Linked DNA regions of Homo sapiens: region 2 is linked to region 1. A link is a loop called in an ENCODE intact Hi-C map of the cell type or tissue named here. Cell type or tissue: GM12878. All regions are shown on one strand.

Region 1 (5,000 bases):
ATAATTGGAGAAGCTGCATATCTTGTGACCTCTGGAATAACAGCTGGCAACCATTTATGTCTACACCTTAGCTGAATTCAGGCTCCTTTCCTCCTCATAGCCTTGTGGTCTCTTTAGAAAGGCATTTGAATTTTGGAGAAGGGCTACTATCATTTAAACTATAAGCTAAATATCTCCCAAAGCTAGTTTGGCAGTTTAAATGCTAAAGGCAAGAGGGGGGTTGGCTAGATCCGATCTCCTCCACTGTCATTATTTTCTCACTGTCATAATTTTTGCAAAGGTGGTTTCATAACCAAGTTTCCCAATTATGTCCTGTTAAAAGCAGAACAGATTGTTATTCAACTTATGCAAATAGCTATAATGCTATGAAAATAGGAATATTCAATAAGAGCTTCTGAATTCTGGAGGAATCAAGTAGAGAGAAAAAAGATATATTTCATGTTTGTTTACAAAGGTATAAATCTACCAAATTATTGTGAGTTATAGATAGCTTAGGAGAAAAGAGAAAGGGGTTCCTTGTATCTGAAAAACAGAACATTGATTGAAAAACTAGCAATGTTCTAAACAAAAAACGATACAAATTATAATCATTTATCATTCAGTCCTATGTAATTCAGTCTTGTTCTGCTTGATTGAGTTAGCAGTTAATGAACCCATTAGCTGCTCCACTAGAGTTCTGGCAATCCTTACTCATTCCAGTGGTATGATCTCAATTATTTAAGCAATGCCACCAGAAGCCTGTACCCCAGGGTACCTGTCATAGTCCTTTCCATGGATCTCAGAGACAATCTGTTTATGTTGAAAATAAGCATTTTTGCTAGTAGCTGATTGCAAGAGTTTTCAGAGAAACATCAGATAACAATTACTATCTGAATGACAAAAGGCTTAAAATAGTCATAGTTAAAGATCTGCTGAAAGTTCACTGTGACACAGTTGACAAGGCAGTTTTGTTGTTTCTGTAGCATGAAACATTAAAATAATAACAAAATGATAACTGATAATATTTTGTCATTGTTGTCTACCATCAGACAAAGAAGCATAAAGATGTATCATGCCAGCAAGGGCATTGACAAATTTCTAGGAACTTTATATAATTCCCGAAATATTTGTATTCATAACATTTACCTATACAAATGTAACCTAAGGACAGTTAAACATCTCTTTTTATTTGACAACGCTTTCCATAGACTTCAACTTATCAAATAAACCTAATTAGTTTAATGTATCTTTTTATAGGTAAGAACAAATCCTTTGAGATTTTCAAGCGTCCCTCTGGGAAATTTCAGGTCAGTTCAAGACCAGGATTTTATTTAGGATTTGGCTTTGGAAAGGCAAAATATCAAAAGTTATCAGAAATGTCAAAAGATTTGAGTACTTGATTAACCAACATTACAGGTCACTGTGAAACAATTCTTAGTTATTTATTTAACCTATATGACACTAAGAGATTTCAAAAGTAAATATAGGGAGCAACACAATTGTAAGAAACAAAAAGAGAAACAAAACTTAGCTCTTTTAATATTTAGAAGACTTGGTTCTCTTAAATAGTCTAGGACATGATAAAGACAAAAAGCACAGGAAGGCCAGGAGTAGTGGCTCATGCCTGTAATCCCAGCACTTTGGGAGACCGAGGTTGGAGAATCACTTGAGCCCAAGAGTTTGAGATCAGCCTGGGCAACCTAGGGAGACCTTGTCTCTACAAAAAATAAAAAAAAAATTATCCTGGCATGTTGGCTCGCACCTGTAGTCCCAGATACTTGGGAGGCTGAGGTGAGAGGATCACTGGGAGGTTGAGACTGCAGTGAGCCATGATCACGCACTTGCACTCCAGCCTGGGTGACAGAGTGAGACCCTGTCTCAAAAAAACAAACAACAAAAAATCAAAAACAAAAACAAAAACAAAAAAAACACAGGAAATTATTCTGATAAGACACAGAGTCTTTGTTTCTGTCTTAGTTTCTTCAGTTTGTTTGGGCTGCAAAAAAATACCATAGACTGGGTAGCTTATAAACAACAAATTTCTCACAGTTGTGGAGGCTGGAAAGTCCCAGATCAAGGCAGATTTAGTGTCTGGTGAGGGCCTACGTTCTGGTTCATAGATAGTGCTTTCTGGCAGTGTCCTTATGTGGTGGAAGGGGCAAGGTAGCTCTCTGAGGTCCCTTTTACAAGGGCGTTCATTCATAAAGGCTCTGTTCTCATGATCTAGTCACCTCCCAATAGGCCCCACCTTCTAACATCATCACATTGGTGATTAGGTTTCACCCTAAGAACTTTGCGGGGACACAAATATTCAGACTGTGGTAGTTTCCTAGGCAGATTTTTCAAAAGGTAAAGAAAAACCTTTTACAACCTCTTATTAAGAACAGAAATAAGATAATCTAAAAAATGTTGTTTTTTTAAGAGAGAGAAAATGAAACTCTGGTTTTGCATCAGTACACTGTTAATATTAAAGCTCATTTAAAAACCTCACAGTAAATCTACTCAATCTTAGCCAACATGACCACACAAGATAAAATTCTCTTTCTCTGTCTTCCCCATACTTCCCTTTCAGGTTTTGGTCCTTTCCTCTTCCTCATTCAGGAATAATGAGTAAACAGCTCCTTTAGGAAAGAATTGCTCTTTTTCCTGTAACAAAACCACATTCTACATTACTTGAATACTTTGCACACAGAGGTTTTTCCTTCATCCTGATTATGTCTAGTAGTTCAATTTACATATGATTGATTATAATTTTCAACTCTTATTATCCTTTATTTTCCAGAGAAAACTATTAGACAACTGTGAATTGCCTATTGTATATCAGCATTTTTTGGCATTTTAGCAAATTTTGTGAATATACAATCTCACAATTTCTAGATGCAAATTCTTCTTAGTATGATTCCCCAATGTGGCAAAAAGAACATCCTTTTTAACAAACCCAAATGTCTTTAGCATTTGTAAAAAATAAGAAGCTAAAAGCAGATAAACTTATGATCAGCAATTAATGTGTTAATATTTTATCCTACTTAGAAGTGATCTAGATTTTCAGTGAATACCTGCCATTTAATTTAACTTAGTATACCGTTAAGGTTTCAAGTTACCAAAAAGATTCTGAAAACTACATCTAAGCAGAAACATTATAAAACACAATTACTGTTGCTATAAACTTTGTCAGAATAATGATTCTGTTTAATTAAAATCAAATCTGTATATTCTATAATTTTAAACATTGGTAAATATATTAGTTTATTTGAGTAGTAAGCCCAGGTAGAAGCAAAACGTGTGCTCAGCATGGTACTCAATGCTGATAACTCTGAAAACACAGCTGTTTTTATTAAACCAACAATATTATACTTGTCTCATTTACAGATTTACTGAAATCACGTACACCTGAAAGCATTTGGGTTAGTTCCTATATTTCTGAGAGTTTTAGGAATATTTAATTTATATATGTTAAAATAAAAACCTTAGACAAATTATATTTAACAGAGATTAATTGAGCAAAGAACAACTCACAAGTCAGGCAGCCTCTGAACCAGAATAGATTCAGAAAGGCTCCAGCATAGCCATGTGGTGGAAAAAAAAGACAGGAAAAGAAATGTACAGGAAATGGAAATGAGGTACAGAAACAGCCAGATTGGTTACATCCTGATGTTTGCCTTATTAACAGTTGGCTGCCTTTGATTGGCCAAAAGTCAGTGATTGGCACAAGAGTAGGTTACAATCTGTTTATACATGCAGCTAGGTTACAGTTCACTATGTATATGTAGAAACTGTTGGGCCAAACTTAGAATATGTAAGAAGACAGCTTTAGGCTAGACTTAATTTAACATGTAAGTGTATATGTTTTGCAACTGTCAATCTGAATTAATCAAAAGGATCAGAAACCAGTTTTAAAGCATGTATTTAAGCAAAAAGCTGGAAATGGCCATTCAGCAAACATGGACTTCAGAGAAACGGGGTCAGTGCTCTGCAGTTAAAAGTGAAGGCCTTGCTTATATAGGCAGAAAACAAAGAAATTTAGCAGGATTATAACATTTTCTACACAAGGTTGGTTTATAAATTGCAACAATTTAGTTAGTTACAGTTTGTTTTCATTTCCATACAGCTAGTTTTCGTTGCCTTTCCAATTTAAAAGAGTATGTTTAACATTTCATCCTAGACAATATGATAGTCATGAAGTCTCTGTGAGAGAGGAAAGAGGGAAGTTCTAGCCTGGCCAACATGGTGAAACCTCGTCTCTACTAAAAATACAAAAATTAGCTGGGCATGGTGGCATGTGCCTGTAATCTCAGCTACTTGGGAGGCTGAGGCAGGAGAATTGCTTGAACTCGGGAGGCGGAGGTTGCAGTGAGCCAAGATCGCGGCTCTGCACTCCAGCCTGGGAGACAGAGCAAGACTCCGTATCAAAAAAAAAAAAAAAAAAAAAAAAAAAGAGGAAGGAGTCTTCCCTGGCTCAATTTAGTCATTTACTACATTTTACAAAATAATGTAAGTAAGAAAAAAGGCTAATCTGTAATTAGAAAAACAAGGTTACAGTTGCCTAGGTTGCAGCTGCCTGTTTACATGACTCAGGTCCCATAATCACATTCCCTTAAATATAAAGTTCCAACAGCTTCAATTTTGAGTTACTTGTTTCACAAAACCCATTTAGAATAGAGGTCTCTCAAGGAATTTTATAAAGCAATTTGGCAATATTTTCTGGAGATAAGAAGATACCACATACACATAATGTATATACATATGTTACAGACCACAGGCTCCTTGGCTCTCCATGTAATGGAAATTAATATGGGGCCAAGAGGACTTCCTAGATAAGGCTTTATTTTCAGGACTTGTTCTCAAGTGCAAGGCAGACAGTGGAGGCACAAGAATCCCCGAGCTGGTTCCCCAAAAAGAGCTGGTAGGATTTATTTTTTATTTTATTATTTATTTATTTATTTATTTTATTTTTTTAAATCGAGACGGAGTCTCGCTCTGTAGCCCAGGCTGGAGTGCAGTGGCGCAATCTCGGCTCACTG
Region 2 (5,000 bases), 71 kb after region 1:
CCTTTTGACCTCTGAGTGTTCTTTGTAGTTTTCCATCAGTTATTAATATTTTTTCTATTTCAGGTTATGGACTATAACATTAACTTGGGAAAACACCTTCTCCCCTTAGTGGTTCAGGTGCTCAAATACTGCTCTTGTCCTCAACTCCGGCATTATTTCCAACAGCCGCCTCGTTGCTCCCTCTGGTCCCTAAAGCCTCACATCCGGCAGATGTGGTTGAAGGCCTTGCTTGTCATCCTTTACAAGGTGAGCTGGGTGGTCACTGCTGTTTTGGATGCAATGGTTCTCTTAGAGAGCATATAGCATTAGGAGAACACCTGAGTCTTTAGTTGAAAATTTTGTAGAAGTTTGACCTTCAGAAGGAAGATCAGGATATGCAATTACTGTTAAGAACCAAAGAGCTATTGAAATGAAAATAGAAATGGGAGGCCCTGTTAATATATGCTCTAAAAATGTTTAAAACAAAGAATGATAAATGGTAGGCTACTGATCAAGAACCTCTGTTTATACTCAGTCTTGTATTTTGTCTAAGTATTATTATTTCAGAAAACAAAAGATATCTGAAATTGTATTCATCCACTAAAGGTTTATGCCAGATAATTTTCTTGAAAAGAAATGTAACTATGAACTGGCATGCATTGCTGTCAGTGGTTTGGTGAAGGAGGAAATGAATATGGTCCCTTGTAAAAATAAGGCCATGGGGGAGGGCGTGGTGGCTCACTGCTGTAATCCCAGCACTTATGGGAGGCCGAGGTGGGTAGGTTGCCTGACTCCGGGAGTTCGAGCCCAGCCTGAGCAACATGGTGAAATCCCATCTCTACAAAAAATTAGCCAAGCATGGTTGCACGTGCCTGGTCCCACCTACTTGGGAGGCTGAGGTGGGAGGATCACCTGAGCCCGGTAGGCTGCTATGATCACGCCACAGCACTCCAACCTGGGTGACAGAGTGAGACCCTGTCTCTAACTAAACAAATAAATAAGGCCATGAGCAGAATTTGTTTCTACTTCTCTCTCTCTCTCATATATATATTTATCCCCAAGAGATACTGCAAAAAGTATCCAGCAAGATCAGGTGGAAAAGCTTACCCTCTAAAATAACCATTTATCTTTTTCTCTCTCGTTTCATTGGGCAGTATCCATACCGAGACTGTGATATCAGCAAGATCCTGCTGCATCTGATTCACATAACAGTCAATACACTCAATGCGCAGTATCATAGCTGCAAGCCCCATGCCACGGCAGGACCTTTGTACAGTGACAACAGTAACATAAGCAGATACAGCGAAAAAGAAAAAGGTACATATCTAAATTCTATCCCAAACCTAGCTTCAATACATAATAGATTTCTGGACAATGTTTTCTTAGGAGATAGAAGAGTGTTCCCAGATATCATTCTGGAGTAAAAAAAAAAATCACTTTCTTAATTTTCCAACTTTCCATGAATGTTGCTGCTTTAACTTTGAAATTGAGCATTCAAGAGGAATAAATGATGTGCTTCCAAAGCCTGTATCATAAGAAATAATATTTTGTAAGATATTTTCTGCTGTTTGAATCAGGAGCCTTTGTAAGCCTTTTCTTACGTGTTAGAAGCATCTCGTTTTTGGGCTATAAAATAAGTCTTGGTTGGCACACAGTGGAGCCATTCTTTGTAGGTCTCTAGTTTGCCCTGGTCTTTGCGCTCATAGAGTTTCAATGGAGTCTAAGTTTGCTGAAGTGCTTTTTCCTAGACTTTTAATTTAATACAAAGTGATTCAAGGCAAGGGAAATGAAACATTTTTGCTGCATAGGTGTAAGCTATCTCCATTATCAACACTTTTTCTATTGCTACCTTTTTCTAAAAGGGGCAGTAGAATGCAACTTTAGCTAGGGTAAAATTGCAGCCTGTTTTCAGGTGAGACACGAAGAACCAGGGTGTATATTTTTAGTTTTTAGTGTAAGTCACGGCTGACTAGATTTTAAATTGACATCATTTAATCTAGTCTTTGGAAAAAACCAAGTGTCCACTGACCCTTTATGAGGTTAGTAGAGTCTGTTTTAGTAGGACTGCTCTGGAGATACCTCAAAAGTATAAATTGTACCAGTGTTCCTGTTTGTTATTGCTGAAAGTTCCAAAAATCTAGTTTGGCTACAGACGGAACTCGAGAACTAGGTTCTTTAAGTTCTGGTACCATTCAGATCCCTCCTAAAGAATATCTTGTCTACCAGTTTAGGGTTTAGTCTCTGGCAAATTGGGGAGATCTGTTAAGCTATGGATGTTTTCAGCGTGGGCTTAGTGTTTGGGCCAAACCCTGATGAACCTTTCTGGATGGGAGGCGCCATCTTGTGGTCTTTCAGTCTTGAGTGTTCAATGCATTTTGAAAATTGTTTCAAAGTTATGTAATGCAAGTCACGTAACTATTGGTTGGAAAAACTGCATTTTTCAAAGGATATTTTTCCAAAAAGGAAATAGAGAAGTAAAACAGATTATTGTGTTGCGTTTCCCCAGAAACATGGGAATTTGATAGGCATTCCCATCTTTGTGGAAGTTCACTGGGTTTAAAAACAAATTCATTTTGATTAACATTTATTTTTATTTAATTAAAAAGTTTAGTATGGTTATTTCATCTAAAATTTACTACTTCAAGTTTCATTTACTTGTAGAATTTTGTGCATTAGAACAGGGTCAGTCCTTAAAACTTGATGTATATACTGCCCTTATGCTAAAAAAAACCTTGAATAATCATAATCGCACCTGAGCCTCATTTGTCATATAGGTAGATGTAAATACAGGCCAAACATTATGAGTTCAGTGATATTCAACTTGAATAGTAGGTAAACTCATTATGATGCTATTAAATGCATTTTAGTAGCCTTTTCTGTTGCCACTTTGTACGTGGCTTTGGCCTTTCAAAAGGACGAAAGAAGAAAATTGGTTAAGTAAACTTTATGGGTTGCAACATATGAACTCTTTCCTCATTAACATATTTTGGGGTTTATCTTGGATTTAAAAATGGCCACATGGGTGTAGAAGGGAGGACGTAGAAACAAGTTCAACAGGCACTCAAAGTGACCGGTTTGTTTATGTAGGATTAGGGATCATAAGTGTCAAAGATTCTTTCTGGGATTCATGAGATCCGTAATAGTTACACGTGGTAAGCGCCTCAGAGAAGAGTCTTACTTTAATAGGAGGAAATGTTATTTTCTGTTTTCTTTTTCCTTTGTTTACTCTTTCAGTCCATAATCATTCGTGGAGCTTTTGAGATGACAAGTGGCTTTTCTAAGCTTTTTCTGTGTGTTGCGTGTCTCATTATCAAATGTAGAGTACAGTATTTTGCATTCACACCGTATAAGGTGCATGTACTGTTAGGCTGTGTCTATGCCAGTTACCAAATCCCATAAAGGCAGATTTTTTTTTCTTTTTTGGAAAGCCCAAGATCCACTCATTTTGTTTAATTTCCTTTCGCCAAATCAGCCTGAAAATCCACGCAAAGCAGACAAGTCCAAGCAGTGTCACAGGCTCCTGGAAAAAGTAGCTGACATCTATGTGTCATCTGGTGTTAAGCACACTGGAAAAGTTTCCCAAAAAGGCGCTATTGGACTCTCAAGAAGCCTCTCCTTAAAAATGCTGCCAATTGTCATGTGAAAAGTGATGGGCAATCTTGTAACAGCTTGCTCTGTCCAATAGATGGAGAATTTGATGCCTGGATGAAATACCAACCCATGGCTAGACTTGGGCTGGTGCAGAAACTAACCCAGACCTTGTTCCATAATGCTTTCATTGAAATGCTTGTGTAGACACAGCCTAAGAGAGAATAACCTCTTAAGTGTAATTTTGACTTTCTCTCCCCAATTAGAAGAAGATAGTGTTTTTGATGAATCTGATATTCATGATACACCTACTGGACCCTGCAATAAAGAGTCTCAAACTTTTTTTGCAAGATTGAAAAGAATAGGCGGCAGCAAAATGGTGAAATATCAGCCGGTTGAGATGAATGTTCAGAGAAGTATGAATTTTTTCTCTTAGTAATTTTATGCAGAAATGTTGTACTCTACCGTTTGTTTGGGGTGAAATCTTAATTTTATTATGTTACTACACATTTTAATACCGTTGATTTATATATATGTATGCACAAACAGTATATATATATACACATTTATATATATACGTGAATCGACAGATACATCATTAATGTCATGATCGTCTTTGAGAGCCATTGCTTGATTTGATTTGTTGCAAAATGTTTGCTTCTCTTCCACACGATTTGAATACAGTTTCCTAGATCTGCCTCAGCCAAAAAATGATCCCCTCTCCTATGCACAAATGAACAGAGCTGAGGAATTATCCCGAAGCCCGATTTTGGAAATCAGATCTTAAACTGCCATTTTGGTTTCTTTCATTCGTAAATTTTCCAGTTTTTGAAATTAGAACGAACCTTACAAAAACTTGGCCAGAAAGTTCGTTTTCCCTCCTGGTGGAGCTGGGATTGTGATGATGATTTATGCCAATTGTATGCCCAAGGATGAGGGGAAAAAATGGTGAAATCTCCAAGTAAAATAGTACTAGCTTTTTCTGTTTTGATCAGGTGAAATAGAACTGGCTGAATATAGAGAGACGGGTGCATTACAAGACAGCCTTCTCCACTGTGTGAGAGAAGAAAGCATTCCGAAAAAAAAGCTACGCTCTTTCAAACAAAAATCTCTTGATATAGGGAATGCAGACTCGCTTTTGTTTACATTAGACGAACATCGTAGGAAGTCGTGCATAGATCGGTGTGACATAGAGAAGCCTCCGACCCAAGCTGCGTATATCGCACAAAGACCAAACGACCCTGGACGTTCTAGACAGAACTCTGCTACGAGGCCTGACAATAGTGAAATCCCCGAGAACCCAGCTATGGAAGGGTTTCCAGATGCTCGAAGGCCTGTCATACCAGAGGTTAGGTTAAACTGTATGGAGACTTTCGAGGTGAAAGTTGACTCGCCGGTAAAGCCTGCTCCTAAAGAGGATTTAGATCTGATAG

Evidence for each region. Peaks named below come from ENCODE experiments on the same cell type or tissue, not always from the same donor. Only the 100,000 strongest peaks of a DNase experiment are listed, where the experiment ranks them.
Region 2: a loop joins it to region 1, with 2.6 times the contacts of the local background. A loop is called at or near these places in 3 of 110 quality-filtered maps.

Annotation. Positions count from the first base shown.
Region 1 is chr14:93,546,128-93,551,127 of GRCh38, forward strand. All of the region lies in intron 14 of UNC79 (unc-79 subunit of NALCN channel complex), which reads left to right. Among named protein-coding and RNA genes, the nearest start is that of UNC79, 120 kb to the left of the region's middle. In GM12878, no CTCF peak of the experiment used is centred here; a DNase peak (open chromatin) is centred at 2,124; H3K27ac peaks cover 963 bases.
Region 2 is chr14:93,617,059-93,622,058 of GRCh38, forward strand. It overlaps UNC79 (unc-79 subunit of NALCN channel complex), which reads left to right. Exons shown (of 52, transcript NM_001395159.1): 29 at 64-246; 30 at 1,134-1,296; 31 at 3,834-3,983; 32 at 4,563-5,000. Among named protein-coding and RNA genes, the nearest start is that of PRIMA1, 170 kb to the right of the region's middle. In GM12878, a CTCF peak has its summit at 2,327 (motif pointing left); a DNase peak (open chromatin) is centred at 2,303.